Linked DNA regions of Homo sapiens: region 2 is linked to region 1. Evidence: chromatin contacts called from ENCODE Hi-C data. All regions are on one chromosome and are shown on one strand. Each heading gives the region's core, a stretch centred on a gene start or an enhancer-like site at or near the end of the contact. The rest is flanking DNA. Distances are from core to core; before and after follow the strand shown.

Region 1 (6,459 bases), core at 1,733-4,232:
CCTCAATAATCAAGTAAGAATAATGTTCCTACTTCAGAGTGTTATTATGAGGGTTCAAGTATTTTTAAATAACCTAAAAAACCCCTGATGCACAGTAGGCATATTTGTTAGTTTTTAACTGTTTAAAATGATTGATTAAAAATATTTTCTGAAATAGAAAGGACTATAATGGGATTTGCTGAATGAGGGTGATTAGGATATGGCCATTGGGAGAAGGGATAGGAAATCGTAACACAATACACAGCAACCCTCTTCACATTTGACTTGTTTGTTTAGTTCTCCCCTGCCCCCGCTTCCTTGCTGAATTTTTCTTCTTGATCCTTTTCCTATGTGGAGCTACCTACCCCCACCGGGGTACCTTTGGTTTGGCTTCTCTGTTCAGTATTGCAAAGGGCTGACCGCCAAGGAACAAAGGATCTCAAGCAGAATCAAAGGGTAAGAGAAAAGGAAATATTGCAGATACACCTCAAGTTCTTTCTTTCACCTTGACATATGGATCATCTTTTTGCCTTTTCCAAGAACAGATGGCAGTTGCCTCAATGCCAAAAGTGACAGAGCAGATAGTGAAGCTTCTGCAAATGCTCAAGGCATTAAGCTCTGTCCAGGTCCTACCTACCTGCTGGGGGAGTCCCCTGGGATGCACAGGGAAGGGTGTGGGAAGGGGCAGAGCTTCCACCTAAGCAGCATGCACACATCACAGCCTGATCCTGGGAGGAACAAGGCCACTCTCTGACCCTCATTTACCTCTCAAGTCTCCAACAGCCTGGTGGGGAGATGGGGGTACCATGGGGGCCTCCTCTGCACAGAACAGGACAATCCCTCTCCTGTCTTACCCTGCATGGCAAGTCAGGCTGATGCTCCCCAAATCTCTCCTATCTGTTGCAGAGGGGGCTGTAAGGGAGGCAGGACGGGGATAATGAGACTTAGGGAAGACCCAGTTCTAACCCCTTCCCTTACTCTTCATCTCTTCCCAGGCTACCCATATACTAAAGAGAAACTAGCCATTGCCAGCAGTGGCCAGAAGCCATTTAATCTTTTATGTTTTAATCATATATATAACCTTTAAGGAATAACTTTACCCTATTTTACATAATTTAATTTTATAATTTTATAATTATAGGATTTTAAAGCTAATTTCTTATATCAGAAAATACTATTAAGGTAATCTTAGGAATTATTTATGGTTTATCTTATTGGATAATAGTCATTCTTTAAGTATTGCATGCACTTTTTTTTTTTTTCTGAGAACAGAGTTTTGCTCTGTAGCCCAGGCTGGCGTGCAATGGCTCAATCTCGGCTCACTGCAACCTCCGCCTCCCGGGCTCAAGTGATTCTCCTTCCTCAGCCTCCTGAGCAGCTGGGATTACAGGCGCCTGCCATCATGCCCAGCTAATTTTTATATTTTTGGTAGACACGGTGTTTCACCACGTTGGCCAGGCTGATCTCGAACTCTTGACCTCGTGATCCGCCCACCTCTGCTTCCCAAAGTGCTGGGACTACAGGCGTGAGCCACTGCGCCCGGCCTGCATACTCTATTTTATTATCCTTACCAGATCATTTGAAATTTCTGTTTATCTCTTTTCACATTGGAAACAGAAGGTGGTGTCTTTAGAAAGAAGCAGACAACAGCATGTGCCTCAAACCTGGAGATATACCTTCTCTCTGCTAGTTGGCCTTAAGCAGGCCCTTTTTCATACTTTAAAACAGATTACCATGGTGATCTCAATCAAGACCTAACTGTAGTCAGACAGGAAAAACTGAAGGCTGCATTTTGAACCATTCAGGTTACTTAGGAGATGCTAAGATCAATTAACCCCAAATAAAATCCATGGAAACCATTCAAATGATGTTGCTATCTTCTTCTCAAGATCATTCTGTCTCTGTTTGGAGACTGTCTTATCTAGCCAGACCAAATATACATCATAATAGGCTGGAAATAAAACCTAGAGAATGGATAAGATGAGGAAAAGAAAAGAATAACCAAACAGAAATGGGAATTTTGCTCTGGATTATGGATGGGTCTCTAGCCATTCATTGGCTCTGGGGCTGCCAAGCCAAGACCCTCACTCAGATTGTCAAAGTGGCAGGGAACTTGGGCTGGTTGTAGAAGAGGCCTCCAGCATCTACAGCCCTTCTTGGCCAACAGAGCTCAGACTGCTCCTTTAAAATTAAAGACGGCTGGGTACGGTGGCTCACAGCTGTAATCCTAGCATTTTGGGAGGCTGAGGAGAGAGGATTGCTTGAGCCCAGGAGTCAGAGGCTGCAGTAAGCTGGGATAGCACCACTGCCCTCCAGCCTTGGTGACAGAGGGATGGAGACCCCATCCCTTAAAAAAAAAAATAGAGCCTTAGAAAGAGTAGTGATTCGTAAGGAGAAGCATGAATGCATTTATTCATGTTCCCTCTAAAAAAACAGACAACTGCCCTTATACTGGCTGCCTTCTGAGTCTTGGGGGGGTTTGGTAATTAAAAGCAATTTTGTAAAATCTGAGCACCAGTGTTGAAAATGAGCTTAAGCATAAACTAATTCATCACTTAGTGAGATAAATACATAACTGATAAATTTTTCATTACATCAGTGAGAGTTTCATCTTTTTAAACTAGCTTTTTGCCATGTTCGCAAATTTTGATTAAAGAATCCTCTGAGTATTATAACATAGAAATGTCTTTATATTTTGAATGGGCCTTACTACTAGCCTTCAAAGTTCTGGAGCACAAATAAAGAGTCCCCCCAGATAGAATTCTGAGTTCATGAGGTTTATTTCTGTTGGGTGTGCTACATGTCACAGATACTCTCCTTATTGGGAAGCTGGTGGCCTTTTGGCTAGAGAATGTCTTGACACTCTAGGGTACTCATTACTGGAAGCCTTGATTTGCTCTTGAAAGAAATCACAAAGGCATGACACCTCTTCCCTTTGCACTTCTCCCCACCCAGACCCCAAAGAGGAACTGAAAGAGGAACATGCACTGTTGGAGTAGACACGGACCAGTGAGCACGCGCACAGTCCTCAATACCAGCCTACAATAGCTGTATGTACATTTTCTGGCCTCAAACCAGTGTCCTCAAGTCATGATATCTGTTCTCTCTGTTCCTCAAGACTAAGCAGTTAATGTACTTCACAAACAGGGATACCTGCCATTTCACTGAGTCACAATAGGAGTTGATATTACTGAGCTCTTCCTATGTGCCAAACCCTATTCAAAGTATGCCCTAGCTGTCTCAAGAGAATGTAATAATTTGCCAACAGTGACACAGGTAATAAGTGGTCTAGCGGTGACATGAACACCAGCAGTATTACTCTAGAACCCAGATGTTTTTCCTCTTTATGCCATTCCTTCTGCCTTAACTTTACCTCAATTTCTTCTATCTTGTGTAGAAGGATGTTGTGAGGATTCGAAAAATAATAGGAGAATACTTGATATGGTGCCTCACACAGGGCAAACTCTCAATGCCCTGTTAGTTGCTATGGCTAGTTGAGAATTTGCTCAGTCACAGTGCTAAGTGGCTGAACCAGGACCCCCACCCTAGAGCCTGTTCCTAGAGTTCACTCTAACGCCAACCCCTCCTGCTGCTCTGCGTCAGTGACAGCACAGATAACACACCAGCACAGTTACTGGCAATAACTGAGCACTAGGGAGATGTCAAGCTTGTTCCTCTCCCACATCTCCCTCCTTCTCCTCACTGAAAGACAGAGGCACAGAAACACATTCTTATATAAGGTAATGACCAACTTCGAAAAGAGAAGCTTGATTCAATTGCACTTTATACTTCCTTTCTCACTTTTCATGCAAGATGAAAAGTAAAGTCCATGAAATAGAAGACACGATTTTTAAAAATGTATTCATATATTTGGGCAACAGAGTGAGACTCTGTCTCAAAAAAAACACATATCTCTCTCTCCACGTATTTGGCTTCATTTTCCCTCCCCATTATTGTCATGCTTCATGCTATTGAAACTGCCAGGACAGAATGTATCCTTAGTTAGTCATGACACCTCATATGTCTCGTGTCAAACATAACACACAGATTACTCACACGCTGACAATGCCATACGTTAGGCACACTGTGCCTTTAATTGTGCAATGACATTTGCTATAAGCATGAACATTCATGTTTCAGTTTTGAAGGAAGTTGGCAATTACTTGCTATGTCTTGCAATAGAATAGTGCACTTTTCACTTTTCGCTTTTTCTCCTTAGAAATCTTGTACTGTACAAATTGTGGAACACAGTAATCTGACTTTGTCCTCTGTTTTTCTCCTGCTATGAATGCTATAAAGTTATCTTTCTTTTTCTTCCTTTTTTTTTTTTTGACAGGGTCTCACTCCTGTTGCCCATGCTGTAGTGCAGAGGTACAATCATGGCTCACTGTAGCCTCAACTTCCCAGGCTCAGGTGATCCTCCCACCTCAGCCTCCTACATAGCTGGGACTACAGGTGCATGCCATTACACCCAGCTAATTTTTTATATTTTTAGTAGAGATGTGATTTTGCCATGTTTTCCAGGCTGATCTTGAACTCCTGATGCTTGAACTCAAGTAATCCGCCTGCCTTCACCTCCCAAAGTGTTGGGGTTATAGGCATGAGACACTGTGCCTGGCCCCCCAGAGTTACCTTTCAAATCATGAGGAGATCACGCTGCCCCTCTTGGCTTTTCTTGATTACAAATCAAACTTTCAATGTTTCCAAAGAAAAATATAGGAGCTCAGAGTATTTCCGGGGGGAAAACAGCACATGGTTCCCTTCCTCACCACCCTCTGGTCTCTCTTCCTTTGCCACCTCCAGGGTCAGTCAGGAACATCTCTGGAGTTGTGAGGATCTTCCTGGTGTCCCCAATTCCCAGCAACTCTGAATATCCTTGTTTTCATGTTTTAAAAACATGCATCTGGTGTAAAAGCTTTTATCTGGTACATCTCAGTACTTGAAACACTTCATTTCACTCTTTACATGTATATCTATCTCTACCAGAGACCATCTGACCTCTTGAGAGTGGAGGCCAACATGATTTTCTTTGCATATACAGATCCTACACTGGCCTAGCATGTGGTAAAGAGATATGAAATGCTGTTGAATAATGAATTATATGTCCAGAACCCATGTGGCTCAGTACTGGTGGTATCATGTTTAAGAAATACACTTCAGAAAACCCCTGTCCAAGATGGCCGAATAGGAACAGCTCCAGTCTACAGCTCCCAGCGTGAGCAACGCAGACGACAGATGATTTCTGCATTTCCAACTGAGGTACTGGGTTCATCTCACTGGGGATTGTTGGAGAGTGGGTGCAGGACAGTGGGTGCAGCGCACCGTGCATGAGCCAAAGCCAGGCGAGGCATCACCTCACCCAGGAAGTGCAAGGGGTTAGGGAATTCCCTTTCCTAGCCAAGGAAAGGGGTGACAAACGGCACCTGGAAAATCTGGTCACTCCCACCCTAATACTGCACTTTTCCAACGGTCTTAGCAAATGGCACACCAGGAGATTATATCCCGTGCCTGGCTCGGATGGTCCTATGCCCAAGGAGCCTTGCTCATTGCTAGCACAGCAGTCTGAGATCAAACTGCAAGGTGGCAGCGAGGCTGGGGGAGTGGCTCCCACCATTGCTGAGGCTTGAGCAAGTAAACAAGCGGCCAGGAAGCTCGAACTGGGTGGAGCCCACCACAGCTCAAGGAGGCCTGCTTGCCTCTGTAGACTCCACCTCTGGGGGCAGGGCATAGCCAAATAAAAGGCAGCAGAAACCTCTGCAGACTTAAATGTCCCTGTCTGACAGCTTGGAAGACAGTAGTGGTTCTCCCAGCACACAGCTTGAGATGTGAGAGCAGACAGCCTGCCTCCTCAAGTGGGTCCTGACCCCTGAGTAGCCTAACTGGGAGGCACCCCCCAGTAGGGGCAGACTGACACCTCACACGGCCGGGTAAACCTCTGAGACAAAACTTCCAGAGGAACAAACAGGCAGCAACATTTGCTCTTCAACAATATTCGCTGTTCTGCAGCCTCCACTGCTGATGCCCAGGAAAACAGGGTCTGGACTGGACCTCTGGCAAACTCCAACAGACCTGCAGCTGAGGGTCCTTTCTGTTTGAAGGAAAACTAACAAACAGAAAGGACACCCACACCAAAACCCCACCTGTACGTCAGCATCATCAAAGACCAAAGGTAGATAAAACCACAAAGATGGGGAAAAAACAGAGCAGAAAAACTGAAAATTCTAAAAATCAGAGCGCCTCTCCTCCTCCAAAGGAACGCAGCTCCTCACCAGCAACGGAACAAAGCTGGATGGAAAATGACTTTGACGAGTTGAGAGAAGAAGGCTTCAGATGATCAAACTTCTCCCAGCTAAAGGAGGAAGTTTGAACCCATGGCAAAGAAGTTAAAAACCTTGAAAAAAGATTAGATGAATGGCTAACTAGAATAACCAAGGCAGAGAAGTCCTTAAACGAACGGATGGAGCTGAAAACCATGGCACG
Region 2 (6,459 bases), core at 2,330-4,829, 690 kb after region 1:
AAAGGACTCAATGGTGATGTAAGCCCCAAGTAACTGATTGAAAACTAGACTCAGATTTAATCTCTGTGTTAACCGCTGACCAATATATTTTCATTGTGTAGTTTATATAGTTTATATACATTAAGGAGATTGGTCCTCCATTCAGTAATGTTTATAAATTATCTGCTTTTTTATTTTCTTGTTTCTATAAAAATACCACTCTTTGGCTGGGCGCAGTGGCTCATGCCTGTAATCCCAGCACTTTGGGAGGCTGAGGTGGGCAGATCACCTGAGGTCAGGAGTTAGAGACCAGCCTGACTAACATGGTGAAACCCTGTCTCTACTAAAAATTCAAAAAGTAGCTGGGCATGGTAGCAGGTGCCTGTAATCCCAGCTACTCAGGAGACTGAGGCTGGAGAATCGCTTGAACCCAGGAGGCAGAGGTTGCAGTGAGCCGAGATCATGCCATTGCACTCAAGCCTGGGCGACAAGAGCGAAACTCCATCTCAAAAAAACAAACAAACACCACCACTCTTCTTAAACCTAACTTGTTTATTAACAGGTTTTACTCCAGAATTAATCTCAGGATTTTGCTAAGCCTTCATATTTTAGACTAGAAAAGAAAATCAGTGAATTGCTTTCAAGCTGTGATTGGTTGCCAGTGCTTTACAAATAGTCTGGGTAGTTGCAACACCAATGATTAAGAAAAAAGGTAAACATTAAAGCCATTAAAAGTGATGAAATTGAGTATTGGTGTGTAGCAGTCTCCATGCTGCAATGAATTCCTATACAATTTTAAATCCTAGTACTTTAGAGGTATTTGGAAATACTGATTTTTTTAAATAAGAAAGCAGAGTTAAGGTCACAGTTGCATAAGGAAGATTCTTCATGACTTTCATGGTCACTTCTCCGTGGGTGTGCACACACATGCCCACACACAAATGCATGCTTCTGTTGGATTGGTGCTTCTAAGACTAGGAGCATATAGCAGTTTACCATGTGTATCATGTAAGGAAATTTACTTGGGAGAGTTATAAATCCATTGACCAGAATGGGGGCTTATGATAGTTGAGAGCAATTAGAAGGAAAAGAGTATTTCTGTGACAACCAGGGCTAATTAGAAGGATTAGTCAATCTACCCTTGCTTCCAAGCAGGGAATGTCTAATCAAAGAGAAAGATTTTTGGAAAAACAGGAAATGGAAAATTAATTTGAGCCTCCTCTCCCCAGATTGTTTTAGATGCCTCAGGAGGGGCTCTTTTTTTTTTTTTTTTTTTTTTTCTTGAAGTCAGTTTTACCAAGAAATTTCCTGAAGTAAAGACGACGAGTGATTCCTTCGTTTTGGGATGACTGCCCCTAGTGTATAGCATAATGCAGAGTGATGGAATTATTAGTGAGGAGTCCTAAACGTGGGATTAGGAGTCATTGAGGTAGAAAAACCAGGCTGGCTCATTTCACATCTTTTGAATTTGGAAAGCTATAGCCACCTCGCATTCAGCTATAATTTTTTTAAGGATAGAAATGTTTTCTCCTAGTTATTTCATCAGGTGATTTGCACACCAGGATCCCAGGAATCCAGCATCCTTATCCTGGGCCAGGCCAGTGTCTCCATCACTTGATTGATGTGTGATGGGTGTATTGACCAGACTGGGGAAGAGGATTTTGTTTTTTTCCTCCATGTCCCCCACAGGCAACTTCCCAGAGTTACATGCTCACTTATTAATTTCTCAGTGAAACTATTTAAACAGGCAGCTGTTTGTTATACTTTATCAATACGAGGCTTTGTAAACAAGAAAAATGAGTGCGATCTAACTTGAAAATGCCCTGTAGAGAATAATCCTGTTTTGTCAGACAGAGGATGGGCTGACCCTTTGGGTTTTTTCATGTTTAATTCCTACTATTTATTCCATAAGGTACTAAGAAGGTCTGTGGGAATCCTTGATACTTACCTGGGCTTAGTTTAGCTCTAAAAAAGTAGCACAGGAGCAGGAGACTTGATGAGAACTTAAAATGAAGTGTCTGGCTAAGACCAGGATAGTCGAGTTGCTCATGAAACCTCTGGATTCACCGCTGGGTAAATCTGGTATCATGATTGTTTTGATCACCATTTAAAAATGTCTTTTCTCCAGTTACAAATAAGATGTTTTATCCAAGAATGTGCACTAGCACAAAAGGACTTTATTTTGCACAACATCTTCTCTTTGATAGGACACAATTTTCTCAGGCCTGAGTTACATGATGGGGGTGGTGGCTTTGAGGAACATGGAGGGTCTTTTTGTGGCAGCTAAGTCAGGGAGTTTCAGGATAAGGATGCTGGGACATATTTCTGTTAAGCAGGGGATTCTGGTGGAAATACCAGGACTTTCTTTTACTGCTTACATAAACACTCTGGATCCTCTGTGCCCACTCAGAAAGTTTAGGGAGAAAAGCTGAAAAGGCCTTGAATTAATATCTCAGATGAAGGACAGTGCCACTAACAGTCTATTAAAATACACATTAAAAATATGTAACTTTAAATCCCTTTGGTTTGGTTTAAAAAAAATTAAAGTTTTATAATGATGCCTTTATTCTTTTATTTAAGGTACTTAAAAAATGTATATATTATGGCCAGATGCAGTGACTCATGTCTGTAATCCCAGCACTTTGGAAGGCCGAGGCGGGTGATCGCTTGAGCTCAGGAGTTTGAGACCAGCCTGGGCAACATGGCGAAACCTCATCTCCACAAAAAACACAAAAATTAACTGGGCATGATGTTGCGTGCCTGTAATACCAGCTTCTCGTGAGGCTGAGGTAAGAGGATCACTTGAGCCCAGGAAGTGGAGGTTGAGCCCAGGAGGTGGAGGTTGCAATGAACTGAGATTGGGCCAGTATACTCCAGCCTGAGCCACAGAGCAAGACCTTCTCTCAAAAAAAAAAAAAAAATTATATATATACACACACATACATTTATATATGTATATACACATTCGTGTATATTATATATTATATTATATATTATATAATATATAATATATATATATTATATATATATATAAAATAGGTTTGGTTTTTTTTTTGAGACAGGGCTCACTGCAGCCTTGACCTCCTGAGCTAAGGCAATCCTCCTGCCTCAGCCTCCTGCATATTGGGACCATAGGTATGTGCCACCATGCCTGGCTAATTTTTTAAATTTTTTGTAGACATAGGGTTTCTATTTGTTGCCCAGGCTGTTCTTGAACTCCTGGGCTCAAGTGATCCTCCCACCTTGGCCTCCCAAAGTGCTGGATTACAGGCATGAGCCACTACATTTGTTCTTATTATTTATTTTTAATACCAGATGATCATCTCTATTAAAAACAGAAGTGAGTGATATGATGTGTACAACAGTGCACGTACTGTATCTTTACTGAGAGAATAGTGGAGAAATACCCTTGTTTGAGTCATTTCCTGAACAATAGGATGGGGTGGTTTGTAAACCAAAATTTGGTCTCTGCTTTGGTGAAGCTAAGAATGCAGTTTTGATCTTAATATGCTAGTAGCCAACACAACTGAAGGTGATGCAGCATTTTTACCTCATTAGCAGTGTCTTAGGCTTAGCTGGTAAGGCTTCACCAGCTTGCAGTGCCCAGGAAGCTGACGTAATAAGCAGCAGGTCATGGGCAACACGGATGTCATCTTGGTCCAAGATACATCCATCCTGCTGTGTCTCATATTTGTTGTAGAATGATTCACATAGAAAAACCATTTTGATTTTTCCTGTCTTTTAAAAACAATACTTCAGTTTGTCTTCATGCTTTCTGTAAAGTTGTATCTCCAATATGCCGGTTTAATTTTGTATGAAACTGGAATTTTAGATGAAAGGCTTTCTAATGCACAAAAGAACCTCAGCCCTTTCTCAGAAGCACAACAAACACACACATAAACAACAACAATAGAAGAGTTCCAATTAGGATTTTCAGAACACAAATACCCATTTAAATGTACCTAACATTTCTCTGCTAGAAGCCACTTTAAATTATTGTTCTTTTTAAAAGGAAAATCCAATATAGTTGAAAGCTTGTGCTTTATAAATATGTGATGCTTCCCTGCATTATCTGAAAGAGGGAGAAAAACCATGTCTTGCTTTTTGGGATTTAACCTGTTTTAGCTGATCACAAAATCTTTATTAATTGCATTTATTAGCTATATAGCACTCCAAGGTCTTTGAAATTTTTTGGTTGCAAAAATCTGATGAAAAAATTAAATTGTATATTATCTTGTAATTTTGCAAAAAGCATGTGATTGAGTTGTGCCCTGCCAATGACTTCTAGTAGCAGAGCAAGCAGTGGTCCTTCCTCACCATTGAGAGTGGCGTCGGGGAGTTTCTTGCAGTTACAACAAAGCCCAAATTATGGGGACGGTGAGGGGAGTCTTTGGCCACAGAATAGGTTTGGGTGTGAGCTGCACTTTCTGCCTTGCTAAGTGTCAGTTTTTCTGGATTTTACATTTGTCTTCCTATAGCTTCAGCTTCCCTTCTTTCCTTTACTTCCTACTGTGGCCTTCATTCTCTTCACTTGGTGGTGATGAGTAATTTTACACAAGGCCATTTTCTCTGGACATAGACTGAGGCAGTGATGGGATGGTGAAGTACCACGGATAGTAATCAGGGGGACCACAGATAATGGCAGGGAGCCAGGGTGTCTACCCTGGCTCTGCACTGACTGGCTTGGTGATTTGTAGAGTTCTTAGGGACTGACTCATGTGCCTGCAAAATTCATAGGCTGAAACCCTAATCCTCAATGTGACTGTATTTGGAGGGCGGGCCTTGAAGGAGATAATTAAGGTTAAATGAGGTCATAAGGGTGGGGCCCTAATCCAGTATAACTGGTGTCATTTTAAGAAGGGGAAGAGACATCAGGCATAAGCATGCACAGAGAAAAGGCCACATGTGAGGACACAGATAGGAGGCGGCCATCTGCAAGCCAAGGATAGAGGCCTCAGGAGAAACCAGCCTTGCTTGGCACCTTGATCTTGGACTTCCAGCCTCCAGAACTGTGAGAAAATAAATTTCTGTTGTTCAAGCCACCCTGTGTTATTTTCTTACGGCAGCAATAGCAATTGCTAAATACAAATATAGGAGAAAAATGAAGTCTCTCTAGGATTCCATTTCCCATCTTGAAGATGGGGCTAGAAATCGTTTCTACAATAGAGAGTTATATGAGAATAAACAACATAATGTAATCAATATAGTGCCTCAATTCATGCCTTCTCATAGATGGAGAATTTATGCCCACAAGCACAGGCTAGTGTCCATTTTCTAATAACTCAGCTTTTTGCTGAGTACTTAGCATTAAAACAAAACAACACAAATCATTTATACATGTTAAGTTTCAAGTTTCCCACTTCATTTTGCCTGGCTGATGGCTCTTAGAAGACACAAACTTATGGCACAGATGACTTCTTCTGGTTCTAACTTGTGTTATCTCTTTTTCAAAAGTTAGTTAAATTCTCCATATATTTTAGTGTTGTTCTATTGGCTAGAAAGACAAAACAAGGGGAATCTGGCAAATGTAAAAAAAAAAAAAAAATGCTCAGCTGACCCAGCACGTGGAATTGCATTTACTAATTTAGGCTATTTTATATAGTGGAATAACATATTTGCAAAATGATGATAGTACCTTGAGTTTACCTAGCCTTTTTTTGGCCAAGGAACTGAAGGTGTTTTCAGTCCATAACCTGATTTCATTTCTAATTTACACTGATCTAAGAGGTATCACGTATGCTTCTCTTCATGTGATAGCTAGGCAAATGAAGACACAAACATTTCTTCCTCATATACACAAGAGATGTGGATGGTAAAAGACTGAAATGGAGGGTCTCCTGGCTTCCTGAGTAGAATTCTACCAAATTGTTCCTGAAGTTATTAACCACATTTGCCCCAATATCTGTTGACAGATAGAACAGCTGTGGGTAAACTGAACTTATCTGAAAGAAATGTGTATTATACATTACACAAGTGCATTACAACTGCAACTGTCCAAGAGCCTGGTGAGTTTCTCATCCCTTCAACTAGACCATCAGTGACTTGGGAGCTCTATTCTACACAAGGCCACTTTCCTCCCTTTAGAGGAAAAGTGTTCTATTAGGTAGGGTAGGACGCTGGGCCAAAAGGGATTAAAATTGTGTTCCTGTTACCTATTGCTAACTAGCAAACCACACCAAAACTTGACGGCTTAAACAACCATTATTTGATTATATCTGTGATTTTGTTCAAGCAGGGCTCAGCTGAGTGATTCTTCTATTCCATGTAGCGTCGACTCTGGTCCCTTGCTGTTAGTCAGTCAATGGCTGCTCTGATCTGGAGGATCCAATATGGCTTCACTCACCTTCCTGGCACCTTGGCAAGGATGCCTGGAAGACTGAGCTCCCCACTGGGCCTGTCTGCCTCTCCATGGAGCCTTGGAGCCATTCCATGTGGTTTCTCCATTAGGGTACTCATATTTCTTACAGGGAAGCCCAGGGT

Evidence for each region. Hi-C counts contacts between places; a loop is a spot of excess contacts on that map. Pooled maps may share reads with other maps.
Region 2: a loop to region 1 is called in a pooled map, with 5 times the contacts of the local background. The contact joins two enhancer-like sites. A Hi-C loop is called at or near these places in 2 of 37 single-sample maps with no recorded cell type and 3 of 50 pooled maps.

What each region holds. Positions count from the first base shown.
Region 1 is chr4:140,787,539-140,793,997 of GRCh38, reverse strand. No RefSeq gene overlaps it. Among named protein-coding and RNA genes, the nearest start is that of TBC1D9, 34 kb to the right of the region's middle. Within about 2 kb of position 2,982, at least 7 of the 41 ENCODE cell types and tissues checked have a DNase peak (open chromatin) inside an H3K27ac peak, as active enhancers do.
Region 2 is chr4:140,100,916-140,107,374 of GRCh38, reverse strand. All of the region lies in intron 1 of MAML3 (mastermind like transcriptional coactivator 3), which reads left to right. Among named protein-coding and RNA genes, the nearest start is that of MAML3-AS1, 24 kb to the left of the region's middle. Within about 2 kb of position 3,579, at least 6 of the 41 ENCODE cell types and tissues checked have a DNase peak (open chromatin) inside an H3K27ac peak, as active enhancers do.